2 separate regions of the Mus musculus genome follow, and region 1 is linked to region 2. Evidence: chromatin loops called from intact Hi-C (ENCODE). Cell type or tissue: left cerebral cortex. All regions are shown on one strand. Each heading gives the region's core, and the rest is flanking DNA. Links, peaks and the distances in the headings are about the cores only.

What was found. Peaks named below come from ENCODE experiments on the same cell type or tissue, not always from the same donor. Only the 100,000 strongest peaks of a DNase experiment are listed, where the experiment ranks them.
Region 1: it touches region 2 in a loop (3-fold over the local background); 4 of 42 quality-filtered maps call a loop at or near these places.

The regions. Positions count from the first base shown.
Region 1 is chr5:25,866,848-25,880,092 of GRCm38, reverse strand. No RefSeq gene overlaps it. Among named protein-coding and RNA genes, the nearest start is that of Gm21663, 69 kb to the left of the region's middle. In left cerebral cortex, for the core only: CTCF peaks have their summits at 6,803 (motif pointing left) and 9,256 (motif pointing left); a DNase peak (open chromatin) is centred at 6,801.
Region 2 is chr5:26,883,568-26,891,567 of GRCm38, reverse strand. It overlaps a transcript of Dpp6 not described here. Among named protein-coding and RNA genes, the nearest start is that of Dpp6, 160 kb to the left of the region's middle. In left cerebral cortex, for the core only: no CTCF peak of the experiment used is centred there; a DNase peak (open chromatin) is centred at 3,919.

The DNA of each region.
Region 1 (13,245 bases), core at 2,054-10,053, 1.0 Mb after region 2:
AGAAGGCCATGTGAAACCCCAAGCTGGGACAGCCTGTGCCTCCCATATTAGACCAGCACCCACATCTTCCCCTGAAGGCTTAGGACCTCCTTTTAGCAGTCAGTCTTCATTTAAGCTTTGGAACACCCTAAAACCTGACCATGTGCCTGACCACATCACTGTACAATAGTCTAGATGCTCAGCCACACAGAAACTCTTCCACTGGCCCCACCCACCAGTAAAACAATCTCTCTCACTCCTTTGATATCTGGGCTCTATGGGGCCTTTGCCTGCCCTATAGAGAGTTACTGGCTTCTTGTCATGTGGTACCAAGGTGCCTCTGAAATCTGGATGTTTCACTTCCAGTTTGATGACACAGAGATGGGAGTAGGAAGGGGAAGCAGAGAGAGCAAGAAAGCACTGCTCATCTGAGATGGCACAAGAGCTTCATGAACAGAGGCCTCGCCAGCCTTTATTGACTTGCAGTTTAAAGAGTAGCATCTCCTTCCCCAGCACCACTGCTGAGTGATGTCATCATGAGATCATCATGATGCCCTATGGTATCATCTTGAAGCCATTCTTGTGGCTTGATAATGTCGTTACAGGGATATCATGATGTCCAAGGGGTCATCATATTCTGATGATGTCATCATGATGTCCTGTTGTCACATAGTGCCATCCTGGCATCTTGATGATGCTCCCCTCCTCTGCTTCTATTCCTCTTTTCCCTGTGCCCTTTTTCTTTCATCACCATGAGTCCTCACCATCTTTAGCACGCTCTTTGTAGATCCATTCTCCTTGGGAGACTGCACATGTATTTCCTCACCTCAGTGTAAGTGGTCACTAAGCATTTGCAATGAGCTGCATCCTGTTAACACATGAACTCACTTCACTCCAAGGCACTCTCAAATTCTGTGCCTATCTGAAAGGGGGAGACAGTAATGCACAGAGAAGGTGAAGTTGGGAGTCTGTCTCGGGCTCTCTGCAAAACACTCAGCTCTCACACAATGGGTTATATATTTTCATTGTTGTTTTAATGGACATTATAGCTGACTATAATGGACATTATTGATGGCTGATAGATGTGTCTAATCAGGCCTTGTCTGTGTTACTTTTCACAGGAAGGCCTGACACACAGTTGTCCAGGAACACATCTCTCATGTGAAAGCAAAACTTCCTACTTTGCCAGTCAGTCCCGCTGCTGACCTGCAGGGGAGACCTGTCTTGTGGTTCCCACACTGGCTGCCACTCTACAGATGTGGGCAATGCAGCTATCAAAAGAGCATCTAGTTGTTGGCAGAGCACGGGATGTGAAGAATAACCAAAGCTCAGAGGCAGTGCTGACCTACAAAAGACACCTGTTCTCCAGTTACAATGGCCTCAGGGGGTCAGGGACTGTCAGGTGTCTGGTTGGCTAACTACCCTCTAATGAGAGAAGAATGGGTGCTGAGCAGCCGTGAGGAAGAGGCAGAAGAGGGAGGTGGTGCAGTGAACAGGCCAAAATCAGAGGCACAGCCAGCACCTGGCCAATATGGAAGGTCTGATGACCCAGCTCAACCTGAACCCTTGACACTTGTCATGTCCTTCCTGTTGGCACAGAGACTCTTCTATTACAACCCAAATCATCCTTATGTGTGGACCTTGTTTTAGGAGCAGTGGTCTACACCTCTCAGACGCCATCTCCTAAGATATACCAGTACCTAAACCATATCCCAAAGGTCTGTTCTAAGGAGCCAGCAAGCCACACAGCAAGCTGAATCTACAGATTCCTCAAGGATCAACCTGGAGAAATCTTCTTCCCACACCATGACCACCACGAGCTCCATCACATCCTCCCAGCCCCTTCACTACGCCCACACATTCCATCTTACTACCCCTGAGCTGGGCATGTTACTGTGCTCACCACCTTCTACTCCTCCACTGTCCCTCAACTGCCCCAAGTCCCCGGGACCTTCACACTCTGTGAGTCCAGACACATAGCCAAAATGAGCCCCAGCATTTCCTGCACACCTGTCACCCCACTTTTAGGTCCACAGGACATCCCTTCCTTGTCCCCATCTTTCTATTGTTCCTAATGGCAGTGAATAGAGTGTGGAAGACCTGGGAAACTTGGTAGCCATCTTTAGAAACACAAATGGGTAGCAAACTGAGGCTAGTAGTGCAACCCTGTCATGCCAGCTACTCAGAAAGCTGAAGCAGGAATATCACAAGTTCCAGGCCTTCCTGGGCTACAGAGCAAGTTCAAAGCCAGCTGGGACAACTTAAAGACACCTTATCAGGACTGGCAGCTTAGTAGCAGAGAGGCGCCAGGTTTGATCCTAGAACAAATCAATGAACAAATAACAAACAGGGAGCCCAGAAAAGACACTGTGTAAGATAGAGTTGAGGAGTCTCAGAGACTGCCTTCTGAGCAGGCTCAGGGAGATGATGCCCAGGGGAACAGAGCTTTTAACCCAGTGAACACAGCAGACACTACACACGGAGGCCCCTTGGGCTGGGAGACTGTTTGTTCTTGGAAGCTCTCCAGAGCTTTCTGACAACAACAACAAACCTCTAGAAGCTGTGGCACTCTCACATTTGTGAGCCAAGCTCTGGGTAGCAACTCAGGTCTTGTGAGCGTTTTTGATGGTGCATTGGAGAACCACAGTCCTGAACACCAGAAATAGAACACTGGAGATCACGGGGCACTAAAGACTGGGGCAGCTGGAGCAGCAGAGCCCAGACAGTAGAACATGTGGCAGTGGCATGAGGCACAGGGAAAAGCTAGGAAACAGCTGGGTTTGTTCACATGTGACCCGGGTCCATTCCAGGTGGACACGGCTACTTCCTATGAACTCCATTCTAAATAAGTCATTGAGAAAGCAACTTGAAACCTAAGTACTGTCTTGTAGCTCTAAACTGAAATGTCTGGGAAGGTGAGTTAACTCCAAATAAAGTTGCTAGATGTGCCAGGGCTACACAGAGAACCTGTCTCAAAAAAAAAAAAAAAAAAAACCTAGCAAAAAACCTGTCAGATGTTTCTCAAACTCCAAATGCCTTCCTAAAACCACACAGTTTCCTGTTTCACACTGATGTCTCAGGAAAACACCAGACCCTCACCACCAGATATCTGCTGGGCTGAATTAGGGTTCCCTAGAGGAACAGAGCCAGAGCCAGAGCCAGAGCCAGAGCCAGCATATATATATGCTCCTGGGAGTGGCTGGTCCTTGATCCTGGGAGTGGCTGGTCCTTGACAGCAGGGCCTCTGCAGCTGGAGTCATCCCAAGGTGGCTGCCTCTCACCTGGGAGGTTAACAATCCAGTTTGATACCTCAGTAGTCCTAATGTGGCACTAAAAACCTGGGAAGTTTCTGGTTAGCAATTCTTCTGGTTAGAACTGATTAGCCAATGGTGGAGTAACTCATTGACAGAATCAGCAACCATAGACAAATCAACTCTCTACAAGGAGGGACCCACTGAAGGACGAGCACCCTTGCTTTGCTCAGGACGAGCACCCTTGCTTCGCTCTTTTCACCTGGATACTGCCAGGAGATGCACCCACACCTGGGGTAGGACTTCCTACATCAGTTAGCAACAAAAAACAAAAAAAAAAAGCCTTGCAGACTTGCCATAGACCAAACTGATGGAGGCTAGAGCTCAAGGCTCCTCTTCCCAAAGGGCTCTAGATGTGTGCCAAAACAACGCTGAAACTATGATGGTGGCCAGCCTCAGGACCACACTCTTGGAATTTAGATTTAACCATCTCATAAGATCAAGTGGATTTTATGCTTTCCTATCTGAAGGGACACTTGGCTTCAAGCAGCTCTGTCTCAGTAACCCTACAGATTGGGGACAAGGTGGGAGGAGAAGGTAAAGTGGGAGGAGTGGTGTGATGTGGGGCATGATGGGAGGAAGGGCATGATATGGGGCATGATGGGAGGAAGGGCATGATGTGGGGCATGATGGGAGGAAGGGCATGATGTGGGGCATGATGGGAGGAAGGGCATGATGTGGGGCATGAAGGGAGGAAGGGCATGATGTGGGGCATGATGGGAGGAAGGGCATGATATGGGGCATGATGGGAGGAGGGGCATGATTGATGGGAGGAGGGGCAGGATCAGAGGAGGAAGCATGATGGAGAAGTCACAATGGGAGAGGGGTCCTGATGGGTGACAGGAAGGACAGACAAGACACCCTCACTCTATATTAGAAAGCCATCTTTGCACTCCTATTGCAGAAAGAAATCTGTGTATACTATGGATTCTCTTGTCTGCCACCAGGTTCTTGCCTTGTCCTCTTCAGGAATGAAGTGGACAGACAGCAAAAGAGAAGAGCAGGCTAGCTCCTCCAGCAGCTTCTGTGTATGCTAGCTCCCCCAAAAGAGCACAAAATCCTGCAGAGCAGGCCCAGTGCTCCCACCATGCTTAACAAGATGCTGAGTGAACCCCTGAGGAAAGGTGGAAGATGGCACAGGACTAGCCAGGTGGTGGTGAACAGTACAGTTGGTGCTATCCACCACTGTTGCTCAAAGCATCTAGAATCGTCTAAACACGGCAACGCAAAGGCAATGTCAGAAATCCAGGACAAACCAAGCTGTGGCTGTGACTGGCTCTGGCTGTGACTGACTGTAACTGTGGCTGTGACTATGTCAGTGTCTGTGACTGATGTGACTGTGGCTGTGGCTGTGACTGTGGCTGTGGCTGTGGCTGTGGCTGTGGCTGTGGCTGTGGCTGTGGCTGTGGCTGTGGCTGTGACTGAATGTGACTGTGACTGTGGCTATGACTGTGACTGTGACTGCTGGGGTGCTCCAGAGGCCTTAGTCACAGCCTGGGGCTTCTTTTTGAAGGCCTAAGAGAATGAGTTAGATTTTGAGAGCAAAATTGTTGTGAGCTTCTGCTTTGTCAGGCTTGGTTTCTGTAAACTCTGTTTATTGCACATACCCTTTCCCATGATGCATCTGACTTTAACCATATGCATGTCCAATTATAAGCATAAGGTAGTAAATAGGAGTTTGCCCCTAAACATTGATTTTGAAGACACAGTTTACCTTACTGATAATGTACCCAAAACCAGTCTAGGTTTGATTGACTCACTATTCCTAATTTCAGGGTGTATCAGGATGTGTTTGAACACACACATACACACACAAACACACAAACACACACACACACACAAACACACACACACACAGTTACTAAGAGTTGCTAGGAAACTATATGTCAGAATGACTTAATTACCTTTCCTTGCAGAGAGTGGGTTTCTGGGCCTCAGATTGTTAAGTACGTTAATTGGAGCTATGCATGCCAAGTAGGGTCCTAGGTTTTACGCTATCCCTAGGTTTTCCTGCCTCAGAGTGACTGAGCTGGAAGCCCTTGATAGCTAAGGGCAGTCTCCAGGGTAGATACACCCTGCTTCAGCTGGGGCTGAAGTTCTCAGAGACTGAGACCAAGCCCCACAGCCCTGCCCTGACTTTCCCCAGGCCCCTGACACATCCTGGATAGCCCACTCAGGTTGAGGTATCCCAGGGAGCTAGGAGGATCCAGCAGAATGGAACATTTTCATCTCAGAGGAAACTGCTACCTAACACCATGGCCCTGTGATTGTTGACTGCTGGGCATGTGTGCTGGGACAGGGACTGCGATGTGGTGGAATTTTACCTTGAGGTGTGGTGGGGATATAGCAAAGGCTCTGGACATTAGGCAGTTTGGGTCTTCCAAAATGCTGACCACAATGAGGTCCACAGGAGGTTGGGTGGATCCACAAGGTCCAAAAGACAAGGCCAAGAGTGGCTCTCACCGCTCCCAGTGCACTGGCAAGCACTGCCCAGTGAGCCGGCTTCTGCATGGACTGTGCTGGTGAATTAGGTTGCTGGTCCACAGCAGATTCAAGAGGCCGATGGAGTGATTTACTGTTGAACAGCCCAGCCCTGGAGACTCCCCTTAGTTAGCAAGGGTCACCTTCAGATGGGTATGGTGCCACTGTGCACAGGCTGCCCTTGGCTCTGAGCCCCTGATTCTACAGAAGTAGAGGTTCTATGGGCATAATCCCCTGAAGTTGATGAAAACCACAGATCTTACCAGGAAGGTAAGAAAGAGACAGTTTATTCTGAGGTAAATATGAGTGACACAGATTCAGATCCTGTGAAAGCATGCCTCAGCAGTGAAGGAGTTTCATGATTCCTGATAGTAACAGTGTAAAAAGCCATGTATCTAGTCATGCCACATGTGTCTGGTGGAGGCGTCAGGAGGAGGATGACAGCAAAGTGGGGGATATTCCACTGTAGGTTTCTGACATTATCAATGACTATCTTAGCTTTGTAGTTGGTGGAAGCTGTGGCCTGCTACAAATACACACACACACACACACACACACACACACACATACACACACCAAATTTACCTGATATTTGAAGGGATATAAGTCAGACAAATAGGACGTAAGTCAGTCACCAGCCATTAAAGAAACGAAAGATAGCCCAAGATAACTTGGCTCTTGATGTGCAACCTTCCAGCTCCACAGTCACAAAGTTCTACTGAGTCAAGCACACTTGTAGAATCTTCCAGGAACTGGTATGGGAGGTGGGGAAGGCTTTTTTTTTTTTTCTGGGGATGCTAGTTTACAAAGGTAATCTTAGAATAATTTCTGTAGCCAAAAGCCCCTTCATTCATCACTATTCCATACGTGAGATTCTAAAATAACCTTCAAGAAGCTGTGTAAGTATTTTTTCCCTTAAGATTTCAGCTCAAAATTGACTTCTGGGAGGTGGATTCAGCACTTTCAGATCACTAAACACCCTGCCTGCCAAGGACACAGCCAGCCTGGGCAGGCTGCGGTGCCAGGCACCCTCTGGTGTCCACCTCTGGGATTGCCAACCTGGAAACTTCAACCTAGGTCAGAGAGCACACCTAACCTGTGACTTTCCCACCCTACTAAGCTGAGAAAACATTATGAGCAGGCACCAGCAGAGGACCAGCTCCGCACCCTGACTCCCATTCACCTGCCCCACCCAGAATCCTCATAACCCAATTCACAGAGTCCTTTTGGCTTAAAGTTAAACCATAAATACAAATTAACATTTATGGCCTGGAGCACCCTGATCCTGGAGCACCCTCAGCCTGGAGCACCCTCAGCCTGGAGCACCCTGACCCTGGAGCACCCCATTCTTATACACTCCCAGAGAGAAAGTCTGTGAGACTGAAGGAGTCGAGTGACAAAATTTTTGACTTGTTCAAGTCTCTGAATGCATCATGCATTCATTAAGTCCTTGGGCATGTGACGCTCTACCCTGTGCTTAAGCACACAGCCTTTGTCCCTACAAACTGCATAGTTCCCCTGTCTAAGTCGCTGAATTTTCTATCAGTTGCCTCCTCTATGAAGTACATATTGAGAGGATTCCTGATTGTACATGACTTCTTGTAATTGCATCTACAACTGTCATTAGATTTCCCAAACTAAAATACAAGACAAAAGCAAGCATTGGATGTTTATTGTATTAAGAGAGACAGGCAGTGAAACCTGGAGTGATGAGCCAGGACTGCAGGCAGGTTGGAGAGGGAACCAGGCTGAGCAGCTGCTGCTAGCACTCCAGGGCCTGACACTGCACGAGGACCTGTGCCTGTCCCTACAGCATCTGGGCACTTGGGAAACCAAGTTCAAGTGGCTTGCTGGAAACAACAGTCAGAAGGGGAGCATGCCATGGGGCTTTGCAAACACTCCCAGAGCCAGCAGTGTAGTCCCAGCCATCCTGCTGTGGAGAATTCACCTCACTTTAGACCACTACCCTTTCCAAATACAAGAAAGAAAAAAGAGAGAGAGAGAGAGAGAGAGGAAGGAAGGAAGGAAGGAAGGAAGGAAGGGAGAGAGAGAGAGAGAGAGAGAGAGAGAGAGAGAGAGAGAGAGAGAGAGAAAGAAAGAAAGAAAGAAAGAAAGAAAGAAAGAAAGAAAGAAAGAAAGAAAGAAAGAAAGAAAGAAAGAAAGAAAGAAAGAAAAAAACCCTTTCCAGGCCCCTCCGTCCTTTCCTCACTCCCACATTGCCAGCAGCCCAACTCAAGTGCCGCCGTGGTCACCAGTCACTGTCCACAGGTTGCTGTGTCCTAGGGGCAGCAGTAGACATAGACCTTGACACCTGTCAGGGCAGGTGATGAGACTGAATGTGGATTGGGTTGTGTTGCAAGGTCTGGGTAGGAGCCTGGCACAATCGTTGCTCCTCAGCTCCATTGCCTTTCTTGGCACGTCCTTGAAGACATTTCAGAGATGACTGCTTGGGTTCAAAAGGAGAGCATGCCAATTCCTTAATGCTTGAAGATGCATGTTTCCCAGCCCGCCAATTTGCATTTGTGCAGAGCTATCGAGAATTCCCTTATCCGCCTCTGGCACGGAGCCATCTCTCCAAGGTCTTCATTACTTCTCAATTGTCACAATTTATTTGCTTCATTTTTCTTGTTAGGAAACATTTTAAAAATTAATCTCCAATCTTGGGCTACTGTTAATTTAAAGCCCCTCCTCATTTATTAATGTCACTCTCATTTCAGTCATACCCCAGCACCACCTACAGATGTACATCCACACTGCTGAGTGAGCGCACGCGTGCGTGCATATACACACACACACACACATGCGCACATGCATAGATGCTGGCATGTGTACACTGTCATATAAATATTCCCACACTGCCGCACATGCACTGCCACTTATACAAGTTCACATGCTGTCACTCACACTGAACATGCTGGCATATACACATTGTCATGATGCACCTTCATACAACACATAAACACCCTGCCAACCACACCTGGACACACCTATCAGCTAAGCATTTCCTTTCAGAACAGAGGCAAGTGTGCTCAAATAAAGTGTCATGTATACACACATACACATGCTGACATAAACATACACTATCATGCACATGCATAGCCACAGGCTGTCACACACAAAGCATGTACATAGACACCCACATGTTATCATGCACACGATGGTATATACACACATGCATACACAGCAAATGCAACTGATCCGATCAGTGCCAGAGACTCCTTTCTTTTCTGTATTCCCAGTTAAAACTTGGTTCTTTTATCTGTTCAGGGGCCACTGTCACTATAATATGTGCATGTCTTTCACAAAGGGAGTTGAACATCCCAGATGTTCCTGCAAATGAAAAGGTACTCCTTTGTGAGCCAACTCAGAAGACACAGTACAGGGCTGGAGAGATGGCTCAGGGGTTAAGAGTGCTTACTGCTCTTGCAGGGCCCCCTAATGATAGCTCTCAACCATCTGTAACTCCGTCTCCAGGAAATCCAGCGCCCTCTCCTGGTTGCCATGGGCACTGCATCCATTTGATGCACATACACATAGGCAGGCAAAACAACCATAAACATAAAACAAAAATCTTTTCAAAAAAAGAGTCAACGTAAAAACAAAACAAAAACAAACAAACAAAACAAAACAGACTCTTGTTCCAAAGAGAGCTTAAGGAGCTCACAAAGGTGAAGTTAGAACAGCTGGATAATTCAGAGAAAAAGGCAGATAAGCCCTGCTCTAGACACGTGATTCCAGGATGTGGGAGGGGTGGATGCTCACCAAAAAGAAACCCAAGTGGCCGCCCTCAGGACAAACCCACGGTGCTCATAAACCTCACAGGCCATTGCAGGTTCGGGTGAGTGGGTCAGCATTGGAGAGGGGTCCCATTCCGTCACTCTCTGTGACTCAGAGTGCCACAGTCGGGCGCTAACCTCTGAAGGAATCTATTGTTCATGCAGGGCTAAGAATCTGAAAACAGGAGGCAGCCAACCACAGTCAGGGAGCCTGGATTATTTTTTTTACATTTACTCTGTTTTTTTAAGAAAAAAAAATATTTTATGTGTATGGTTGTTCTGCCTGCTCCGGTGAGAGAAATGGAGAGTGAAGGGCTAGGTGCCGAGAGGCAAAAGAAGGCAATGCAAGGGCTGCTGCTCGGGAGGTGACGTGTACAGGAAAAGGAAGCCCAGACCTCAGGGGCTCAGCATGGACCTTTGCTGCTTTGCATCCATCTCTCATTAGCTCCAAAACGCTCCACACAGCTCTTCAGCATCAGGAGGCCGCAAGTGTTCATTGCAAAATTAATTAGAGGATACTTAAGAGGCAAAAAACAATCTGCTTCATTAACCAGCATCCACAAAGAGCCTCCCCAGAACTAGCAGAGCACACAGGTTTTCTCTCAAGAGCCTGCGCTAAGCAATCCCAGCCTTTTCCAGGTCGTTCTGCAGCTGAGTCTGTGCCCAGAAGGAAAGAGAACGACAGGGGCCCCCAAGAATCTGCCTGGCCTGGGGGAGTTGCTCTGCCAGGCAGAGTCCTCCAGAGAACAGAGCCAAAGGGTCTATCTGTGGAGAAACAGAAAGCCAGGGGGCTTGGAAGGAACTGGTTCATGGGATTTGAGGATGGGCGAGCTAGAAGCTTGTAGGCAGAACCAAGGCTGGGGACTCCTGTGACTCAGGCAGAAGCCCCTCCTCCCAGGAAACAGGCCTTGCTGCTGATTAGACACGACCCACCGGTGCAGGGGAGGGTGGTCTCCTGTGCTAAAGGCCTTCTGATCAGAGGCACAAAACCTTCCCAGCAGCGACATGCAGAGCACCTGTGTTGCTAGTGCTTTTCTGTTGCTGGGATAAAACACCTTGACCAGGGCAACTTAAGGCAGAGAAAGTTTATTTTGGCTGAGGATCCCAGCAGTATAAGGGTCCATAATGGAGGGACAGAGTCATAGAGACAAGAGGCAGATGTGGTGGCAGGAAAAGGCAGCTGAGAGCTCATATCATGAACTGCAGCCCAGAAGAGAGAGGGGGAACTGAAAACTCAAAGCCTCCAGAGGCACACTTCCCAAATCTCCACAGACAGTTCCACCAACGGCAACAAATACACGAGGCTACAGGGACATTTTCATTCAAATCGCCATCCATTATGTTTGCCCAAGAAACCTCACGACACAGTCCAGCCCACGTGGAGCGCAGCCAGCCATCACAGATGCTCTGAAGCCCTGCTTCTGTTTGGACAGGATTGCCTCATCTCCTGAGCCAGCTGTGGACCAGCACCACACCACAGCCAGCGCCTCACCAGGTAGGAGCCCTGTGGAACTCTGAGAGTCTCAACAGAATATGTCATGCACAAAGCTGTGCTCCATCACAGACTGCAGAGGTCTTGGTGTATTCCATGACTGAGAACTGAGGAGACATCCATAGAGCGTCAGATTATTGCCACTGTCTGGGATGCCTTCATTTTGAGTCAGAAGTCTCCTCCACAAGCTGAGATGGAAGAGAATTAACCCAAAAAAGGACAAAGTCAATATCCAATGAGCACTAATGGATATCACTGAAATAAATTGATTTTCCAGTAAAAGTCAAAAGGTAACTGCTACATTAAATAAGCTTCCTCCTGTTCATAGCCTCTGTCCACCACAGTGTAAAGAGTTAATTGGTTTCATTACAAGTACAAAAAAGAAAAATCATGGGGCCTAGTGCCACCACTAATTAGACTTTCCGGAGAGTGCCGTTTTAAACATGAATCACCCTCTTCCCCCATCCTTTCCTTGCTTCCTTGCCTAAATGCCTGTCTCAACCCTCTGCTGGTCCTAATGCATGCACAGGTCCCCCTGCAGACAGCCACAGCCTGTGAGTGACCACGCATGTCCATCTACTTAGCTTTGTCCCAAGTTACGAAGTTCCCTTTGATTTCTCCTCCTCCATAAAGGTATGCCAGCCAATGGAGATTGCATGGCTCCACCTGGCTCTTGCATAAAAGCTCCCATCCACAGTTCCATGTGACATTCATACATTATGTACCACCCATCACTACAGCTCCAGGAGACATGGCCCCCTCTTTTGGAACCTCTTCCATGGACGCATATTCATGTGCACACACACACACACACACACACAAATAAAAATAAAATATAATGAGACCTTTCTATAACCTGTCAGTGAGGTAAGGAAATTTTTCATTAATAATAAAAAGAATGGTTAAAGAGATGGCTCAGTGGCTAAGAGTTCTTGCTGCTCTTGTCGAGGACGCAGGTAAGATTTCCAGCACCCACATGGGGTGGTTCACAACTACCTGTAACTCCAGTTTTAGGGACTAAATACCCTCTGGCCTTTATGGGCACTTATACACAAATGGTACACATAAACTCACGTAGCTATACATATATACAAATACATAAGTAAATAAAATATTTTTAAATAAGTAAATAAATAGTAAGTAAATATAAGAGTGTGGGAGAGCATCACCAGAAAGATTTAGGAAAAGGACCAGCAGGCAGCCAACTGAAGACCTCATGGGTTGCCCAACACCCAGGCTGGATCCAGAGGCTATGAATGGGAAGGCAGAGCTCCAGCTCCTGCTCCCCACTCCCACCACCTGCAGCATCTGCCTACTTCATCCTCAGCCTGGGAAGATGCTCAAGGCATGCTAATGGTAGGGTGGAGTGAGCCCCTAATCTAATATGACCAGCAGCCTGATAAAGTGGAGCAGAGATAAACACAGGAAAGAGAGCAGGGTACAACCAAATGATATCCCCAAGGAGAAGAATTCAGTAGATATGAAGAGACTTGGGGGAGGGTCCCCTACTTACACCTGAAGAGGGAGTGAAGCTCATTGGCACCAGAATCTCGGGCTACTGCATAAACAGGTCGTCCATCGGACTGGCAGTGATTCCTTCAGTTGTCCTGCAGGTTTTCATGGCATCCTGGATGATGTCACTAGAGTAGACATCAGCAGATCAACCTCAAATCAATGTGTGACCATGCAAATGTGAGGAGAAGAGTCAAGGTGGGAACTCCAGTCTTCCATCTCAGTCTGAGGCATGAGGCCTATTGGAAACTGTAAAATCTTTCAGAGAAAAATGTGACACTACAGAAATATTTGGGAGACTTTGACTAATATAGGGTAAAGTTGCAGATGCTTCATGGCATAGACTTGGGATGGGGACAACCAACTTTCACACTTTGAATAATGAGTAATGAGAAAACAAAGATGGACCCAAACTGGTTGTCAGTGTATCTTGCCATGGGAATAGCAGACAGGCCCCGTGGGAATAGCAGACAGGAAACTAAGCCACATATAAGCAAGATAGACAGAGCTTCTTTATAGGGACATCAACTTGGTGGGTTCATTAATGTGCACCTACTCGAGTAGCAACTAAGGGGATACCGTGATCCAGTGGGAGCCCAAGCATTACTGGTCAAAAGGCAGCAGCAGGCTTTTATTGACTACTAGGGTGAGCCAAAGTTCAGCAACTGTCCACAGATCACAGCACAATTTCAAA
Region 2 (8,000 bases), core at 1-8,000:
TGTAGTTACTAGGTGACAGCAACATCACAGCCAGGGGAAAAAGTCAGCCATTTCATCTGCATTCTGAAACTCAGTCCTGGAGTCTTTGCTGAGAAGAATAACAATAAGAGAACCAACCACCTCATCAAAATCTGGAACAGCAAATAATAGCAAATGCATCATTTGCTACCTAGCACTCAGCACCACCATCACATAGTAACCAGCACTAACCAGTACTACCCAGCATCTATCACTGCCAGTACTGTCCAGCACTCTCATTCATTTTGTCTTTCCCCATTCCCTCCTCTGTCTATCTGTCTGTCTGTCTGTTTGTCTCTCTCTCTCTCTGTGTATGGGGGGGGGGCATTGCTATGGCCATCATCTCCTACACTTATACCAATGAAAGTTTTTTATTATTCATCATCTTTTAGCCCTGTATTCTGATGCAATGTCCATGACTGCATGACTGCATGTATGCCAAGCATGGCACTTTTACACATGGTTAGAGATGCCTCCTTTTTTTTTTTTTTTTTTTTTTTTTTTTGCCTCCTGTCTTCCAGCCTCTACAAGCACTCTCATAAACATGGCATAAACACATAGACATATATCTACACAGGAATAAAAATAAATAATAAAAAAGCAATATTGAGCTAGGTAGGTGCTGATGGCTCAGGGGTAAAGTTCCTGTTGTGTAAACGTGAGGCTGGGAGGTCTGACCTTCCCACTAATACATGCACCCAGAGGGCCTGGAGGACTGCCTGCAATCCTAGAGCTAAAGGCGGAGAGACACAGGTTCACAGAGCAATGCCTACATAGTTTAAGGGAACTGGAAAGCTCCAGGTCTTCAGAGAGACTCAGCCATATTCTACAAAGATGGCGTAGATAGAGGAAGTCACCCAGTGTCAATTTTTTGCCCTAGCATGCACAGGCACACACATGTTCATACACTTGCAAACAAATGTGGGGCCACACACATATATGTATTAAAAGAAAAAAAGCACAGGAAAGGAAAAGTATGCTAAGGCTGCCTCATCTAGCTTGTGTTCCCTATGAAAATATAAGGAGAGTCTGTTTGTATCTGCAATTCCATTTACCCAAAGTCCAGCACACCAGCAGGATGGCCTGGGACATTATTTAGGTACAAGGTACACCACCTAAAGACATAACAAAATGAAGCAAACCGATAGTGGGCTGGGCTGTGGACTGCTCCATACCGCTGCAGTGGAGAGATGGCAAATGGTCAGGGTGGTAGGTGATGCTAAGAGGAAGGCTGAGGAATCCACACTTACAGAGCTGGAGTCATAGAGTGGAGCCAGCTTGGCATCTGCTCTGACTTTCCAGGTTTTACTGTCTTATTTTTATCATCAAATGTCAACTGTTCACTAATGGGATCCGTTGTGATGTTTGGCATGGGAAAATCAAGGCAGGCTCTGGGCTCTGTGTTCATCTTAAGACCTGGCATAGAATGCGGCTTTGTCTTCAGCTGTGGGGTTCATCCAGGGCATGAGGTTTGCTTTGTAGTTTTTCAGAGCACCTCTTTATTTTCAAGTGGTTACCCAGCACAATAAGCACAGTCTGCATCTTTACTCACACCGGTAAACGCAGATTCTTTTTAGTAGTGATACAGATGTGTTTGAGCAAACGTAAACTTCCCTGTTCACTGCAGACACATGGCTATTTTTCAGTTTTGGTGATTTTGGTATCTTCTTTTCTGAGATGTCTATTTAGATCCTGGTTCGTATAAAGAACTATCAGGGTTTTTTATTTAAATTTTATTTATTTATTATTATGGGAGGATTCTCATATGGCCTCTATGCAAGTAGAGGCCAGAGAACAATTTTTGGGAGTCTGTTCTCTTCTTTGACTGTAGGCTCCTATGGCAAAACTAAGGTCTTGAGCCTCGAAATCCCAGAGCTCTGTTACTGTGCTTTATAATAAGTGCCTGGTCAACGTTTCTACTGCTGACATCATGCAGAGGCTTTGCCTTTGGGGATGTTAAACTGCATTGATGATCACTTCTAATATTTTTACAGCGGGGATTAGTTTTATGCATACAAACTATAATGAGTCTATGGCTAGTAGTGATTGTTACTGTTAATAACATCAATCCTATCGCCTTAAGTTTATAAAGGCTTTCATCCTGATATATAAAGTTAATTACCCTAAAAGTTCTAATCATCTAAATATGATCTGAAAAGAATAATTATCTGTGGTAACTGCAGAGGAACACTTAGCACATGGTAGGATAGCTGGAGAGAAGAGCATCCTCTGCCTGACACGGCAATGAAAACGCAGTTCTCAACCACCTGCTACTTGGCGAAGTGTCTTAGTGAGAGGCTTTTAAAAATTAACATAGCCTCCATGATTAAAACAGGAAAAGTAGATGCTGATGATTAATTCATCTGTTCCCTGGGTTGCCTGAATACTGTGCATATGCCTGTGTGTGTGGTGTGTGTGTGTGTGTGTATGCCTGTGCATGTGCATGTATGTATAAATGTCGTGTGTATAAGTGTGTGTTTGTGCCTGTGTGTATATGTGTGTATATGTGTGTGACCATGTGCATGCGTGCATGTGTGTAAATATTGTGTGAGTGTGTGTATGTGCTTGTGCCCATGTGCATGCATGCATGTGTGTGTGTGTGTTTGTGTACCATGTTGGCTGGTGAAATGATAAGCCCTAGAACACTGTAAAGAGTTTGGAAGTAGTGTAAAGAGTTTTAGGGTAATGACTGGAAGGACAAACGGAAGCACCCATAGCAGGCGGGAGGAAGTTCAGAAGTACTTGCATGCTGGAACAAAGTTTATTAATGTGGGCATGATTTTATAGGCTTGGGGAAATTTTCGGGAAAACACTCAAGGGTAGCTTAATGCTAAAGACTCACAGCTGGGTAGCTACTCTTCTGCTAGACCTAGGGGACCTGCAGAGGAGAGCAGGAACTAGACTCAGGCAGGACAATAAATGCGGGTTGAAGCTCCTGACTGAGGTTTTACATGCAGGGTCATACTGGTCCAACCCTTCTGTCTTTGAGAGCAGAACCCCCACCCACTCAGGCCTCTTCCCCACGAGCTGCAACAGTTTCAACAAAGGAGGAGACACAGAACCAAATGCTTAAGTCTATGTTCTCTGTGTCCATTCTCATTTGGGGGGGACACATTCCTAATTTAAAGGAGCAACTTAATAGGTGATGCAGGAGGTATCTGTTCCAGCCACACAACACATCCCTCCAGCAACAGTTTTCTGAATGGCAGACCCAGCTATCACTGAGTGTAAACACCAAGTCACTGTGTCACCACCCACCATGGTAAACTGTCACAACATAGCACAATGCTGCCTTCACTGTGGCAGAAAACATCCTAGGCTGCTTCCGTTAACTCGGCACTTAATGCCACAGTCTTTCCCCTCAGCACCAGGGATCAGCGTGTGGAAAGGAAATCTCAATTTTATCAAACAAGTCTGTTTCAAGCGGACAAGACAAAAGTTCTACAAAGCATCAAGTATACAAAGTTGGCAGAATGAGCTCCCGCAGACCTGAAAGGGTCTTCCCAGACAGACCTTACAAGGAGCAAAGATTCTCAGAAACAGTGACACTAGGATTGTGGTGTCATGTGAATCCTGCTCCATGATGCTGGGATGGCATTGTATTTGGGCTGGTAATCACTGACCATAGTCCCAGGCCAGCTCATGATGTGCCCTGGGGAAAGAACATGCTGACAGTGTCACTTCTGCTGTTTTTCCTTGATGCCAGAAGGCTTGTCTTCACACTGATGTAGCTGCAGTGGACCATGCCCTAGAGCAACCTTCTCAGAGTCAGGAAGCAGGGGCCTGGCTCCTGGCAAACAAACCTCCCTCCCTCCAGTGCTGTGTCTCCCTCAAAGACAAGCTACAGTTTCTGCACATTTGCAATTAGCAAGCTCATTCTGACTCAGCTTAGTCTCTTTCAGCTTATCGCAAAGAAAATTGTCATTTTCAGGCAGACAGACAAGGAGAATCAACAGAAAGCAAAAGCCTGTAATTCAAGTTTGGCTGGCAGGGCCTCCCAAATTGTCCTTAGGAGACATATGCTAATGACCAATTAGAAGGAAATGTAACAAACACATCAGTATGCAAATGGGTATCGAAAAGCAGCACATCTGCATAGATTTGTACCTAGACAATCTCGGGGCCAACCGGTGTAGGATCCATTCAAGTCTCACACCTTCACCAATGTACCCGAACTCCACCTCAGCAAGTTACTCAAAAGCCCAGTGGAGCCTACTTAAGAAGCTTTGCACTCATGCAGCTCTGACATGAACCAAATACCAAGGCAACTCCACAGCCTCATCTTAATGGGAGCCCTGCTCAGCCTGGGTACCACTCCTGCCCTGCCCTGGCGGATATGCACTGAAGAATGTGTTAACAATGGAAGCAGCAGAAGGGACATCCCCCAGCCCTAAGGACTTAGCATTCAGAAAAACCTAAGCTCAGTGGAATAATCATGGTCTACCAAGGTTATACACGAAAAAACTGCGAGCAGGAGCTGGGCAGATATGGGAGGGGATACTTTCAATTGGAGAGAGATTTTTTTTTTCTGACAAAATTTTATATTTAGTGTTGACTTAGTACAATGTAGGAGGGATACAGTTGTCTCCATGCTCACAGTAAGCACTGGGGTTGTGGGGTGGAATGGGCAGGAACGTTAAACACACAGGGTTGTCCCTTCAATGGAAGGGATGCATCACGCTCTATGAAGTTCAGCCCCATTCACAAGTTTTAAATACAATGATTATGGTTATTGTCAATTACAGAACTTCTCTTCACATACCACCTCATCCATGGGACAAAGCCTGGGTTGTAGCCACCTTACGTATGACAAACAGACCCTACAATTCTCAGTGGCTTCCTTTCCATTGGATGAAGGCACAGCAGTTCTTGGTGATTAAATACTCAGATCAAGTACTCAGATGGGTTAGCAGACAGCACCCTCACGAACAGGATGGGAGGCAGGTGTGTATACAGATGGGTTCAGGTGTGACTTATCCGCATGAGGCTGCACAGGGCAAGGATCCAATAGGCATCCATGCTTACAAAACAAAGCAAAACCCTTTCGAACCTAATCAGCTTGTGGCCAGGGTGTGTGCTTTATAATATGCCACACCTCGAATATTTATCAATATTTTCATAGTGAAGTAAATTAAAGATAGCAGGCATCAATAGGAGTGGCAGAGTCCAATCCTAACATTTTTCATCTGCTAAAATAATGCAAAACCTGACAAACAAGCTAGAATTAAAGATTCAGAGAGGTCAACCTGAACCCAAACCTATGGTTACCCATCTCAGAAAACAGCCTACTTTGTGTAAAGCCCACTCTGGTGTGCACTGCCTTTCCTGCTCAGGCCTCACTCGGACCCCAGCTGTGCAGTGCATTTACAGTCAGCAGCTGCAGGGACAGTGGGAGCCACAGCCCAGTGCCCACTGCATGAAGAAGCTAGAACATGTTCTGGAGAAAGAAACGCCCTGGCTGAGCTGAGGGAGGCCTTAGTACAAGGCTGGTTGTATGAGAAAGGCTCTGAGCTGGAGTGCTGATGGCCTTTGACTTGGGGCAAGGAGTGGACATGGTGGAGGTAATTATTCAGCTTCCTGTAATGGTGAGAGCCAACACACTGACCAGAAACTTTAGAGTGTAGGCAAGGAGACAGTGAAGTGTTCATGAGACTCTGAGAAGACCGAACACATTTCTGGGAATACAGAGAGCCAAGCACATGCTAGGCACTGGGTAGGAGGGGCCGCTGGCTGACTTGCAGGCACTGACTGTAAAGAAATAAGGATGAAGAAGGGTTTGGTTTGGTTTTGTTGTTTTTTGTTTTGTTTTGGGTTTTTTGTTTGTTTGTTTGTTTGTTTTGTTTTTGTCTTTTTGAGACAGGGTTTCTCTGTGTAGCCCTAGCTGTCCTGGAACTCACTTTGTAGACCAAGCTGGCCTTGAACTCAGAAATACGCTTGCCTCTGCCTCCCAAGTGCTGGGATTAAAGGCTTGCGCCACCACGCCTTGCGTTTTTTTGTTTTTCTTTTAATATGAGGCATATTCCCACATGCACAACACCACAGCATGAAACGCCAGAGTCCTATTGGTTCCATGACCATCAAATCAGAAATCTTTATGAAATCCTAGCCAGGTCCAGATACCAGTGTCCAGAAACTAGAAAGGACACTTCCAAACTAAGAAGTCACAAAACAATGTTTTCCATGGATTTTTGTTACAGTGAGAGAGAGAGAGAGAGAGAGAGAGAGAGAGAGAGAGAGAAAGAAGAAGGAGGAGGAGGAGAAGGAAAAGAGAGGGGCGGGCTGTTATTTCATGGAACCCAGGGAGAGAGATGAGAGACAGAGATGGGAAGGAAAGACAGAGAAAAGCTGTTAACCTAATGGAAGCCATGAAGTGGGGAGATGGGAAGAGAGCGGGAGAAACAGGAGGAAAAGCTGCTGCCTGTAAGGAAGAAGACATAATTTAGGTTTCAATTCCTTCCAAAATTCCATAGGGGCTCAAAGTAGAGTAACATTTAAACATCCTAGAGTCCACATCCAGAGAACTACAATAATAAAGTACAAAACCTAACTTTTGCAAGTTCAAGGTGCTCAGCTTGAAGGTAGCTGCCTCCTAGGGCATGGATTCATCACCCTCAGATCACAACACCCACAGCCTCCACAAGCAAACCAAGGACAGAGAAAACTGCATACTACTAAGTGTGCAAAGAGGCAATGTGTAGTGGAAACTTCTGATTTCTTTGGAAAGTCAGTTGCGTTGAATGGTGTGCTTTGCTAAAGCAGGCACATAAAGGAACGTTCCTCTGAAATAGACACAGGTGAAAGAATGTTCTGATAAGGCAAGGACATGAAAGATGAGTGATGAAGGATTCCTTGATAATGACACACATGTATTAGTTTGCATTACATTGCATTGCTGAGCTCCATTTGTTGTGACTTCATAGAGCAAAACTCATCAACGAACTTCTCATAAGGTTCCTGTGGCTTCTTGCTACTTCCACTGACTTAGGATGGCTTGCAGAGTGATGTCAACTGATACAGACTCACGTGGAGTTTTGCTAAGACAGATTCACATAGTGAGGCAAGACCCATGAGAGGCTATGCGATGTTTGGAGGGAGTATAAATAGAACTCAACCAACAGTTACAGGGGCTTGCATGGCTAGCTTTGCAATGCTTCTTGGTCTCAAGTCTTTACTCTCATGTTTGCTGATCTTCACCTTCTTGAGAGAGGCACAGCAGAGAACTCCTGATGTTCCTGCTGGTTCGGGTCACTCCTGCTGACCCATGCCAATTCAGCAGAGGCCTGGATTTTTCTTTTGGGTCATGCCACTGTGGCTAATTCATGTTTGCTGTCCCAACACGACTGAACTGGGCTGCTGGTGTACTTGTGAAGTGTTTGTGAGCTGATTTAGCTGCCGTTGCTGATTCCTGTGAACTGAATTGTTGATTTCCTGAGAAGGCAGATTGGATTTGCTCCAAAAACAAAATAAAACAAAACAAAACTGGTCCCTGTATTCTAATATCCTTTCTTTTCCACTACCTCTGGTGGGTGGTGGGCTAGAAAGGAGGCTAAAGCATTTAAGAACCCTTATTAAAGTAGGTTTTGAAAATTTTAAGCCTACAATCATGTGTAATGAAGACAGCAAGATTCACCAGAAACATGCAGACTCAGCAGTATTCTAGGAATAACAATGCATAGCAATTGCATATGATGGTATAGCAATCATAAATGTGATCAAGGTTATCATGAATGAGAGGAAGGGAGTCTCATCAAAGAGGTCTCCATGGTGACAAGCAAAGGTGGAGATTCTAATACTGAAACTACCTAAAATTTAAGGAAAAAGAAATCACAGGATTGTCTTAGCCCCAGATTGGACATAGGTGAAGGAAGTCATAGACTTGAGAAAGAACAATCCTAACCTCCCTGTGGAAAACATTGAGTGTGAGCAGGTAACGTAGGAGGAGAAGCCAGCACATTGAACTGTGTGATGACATCACATGACAG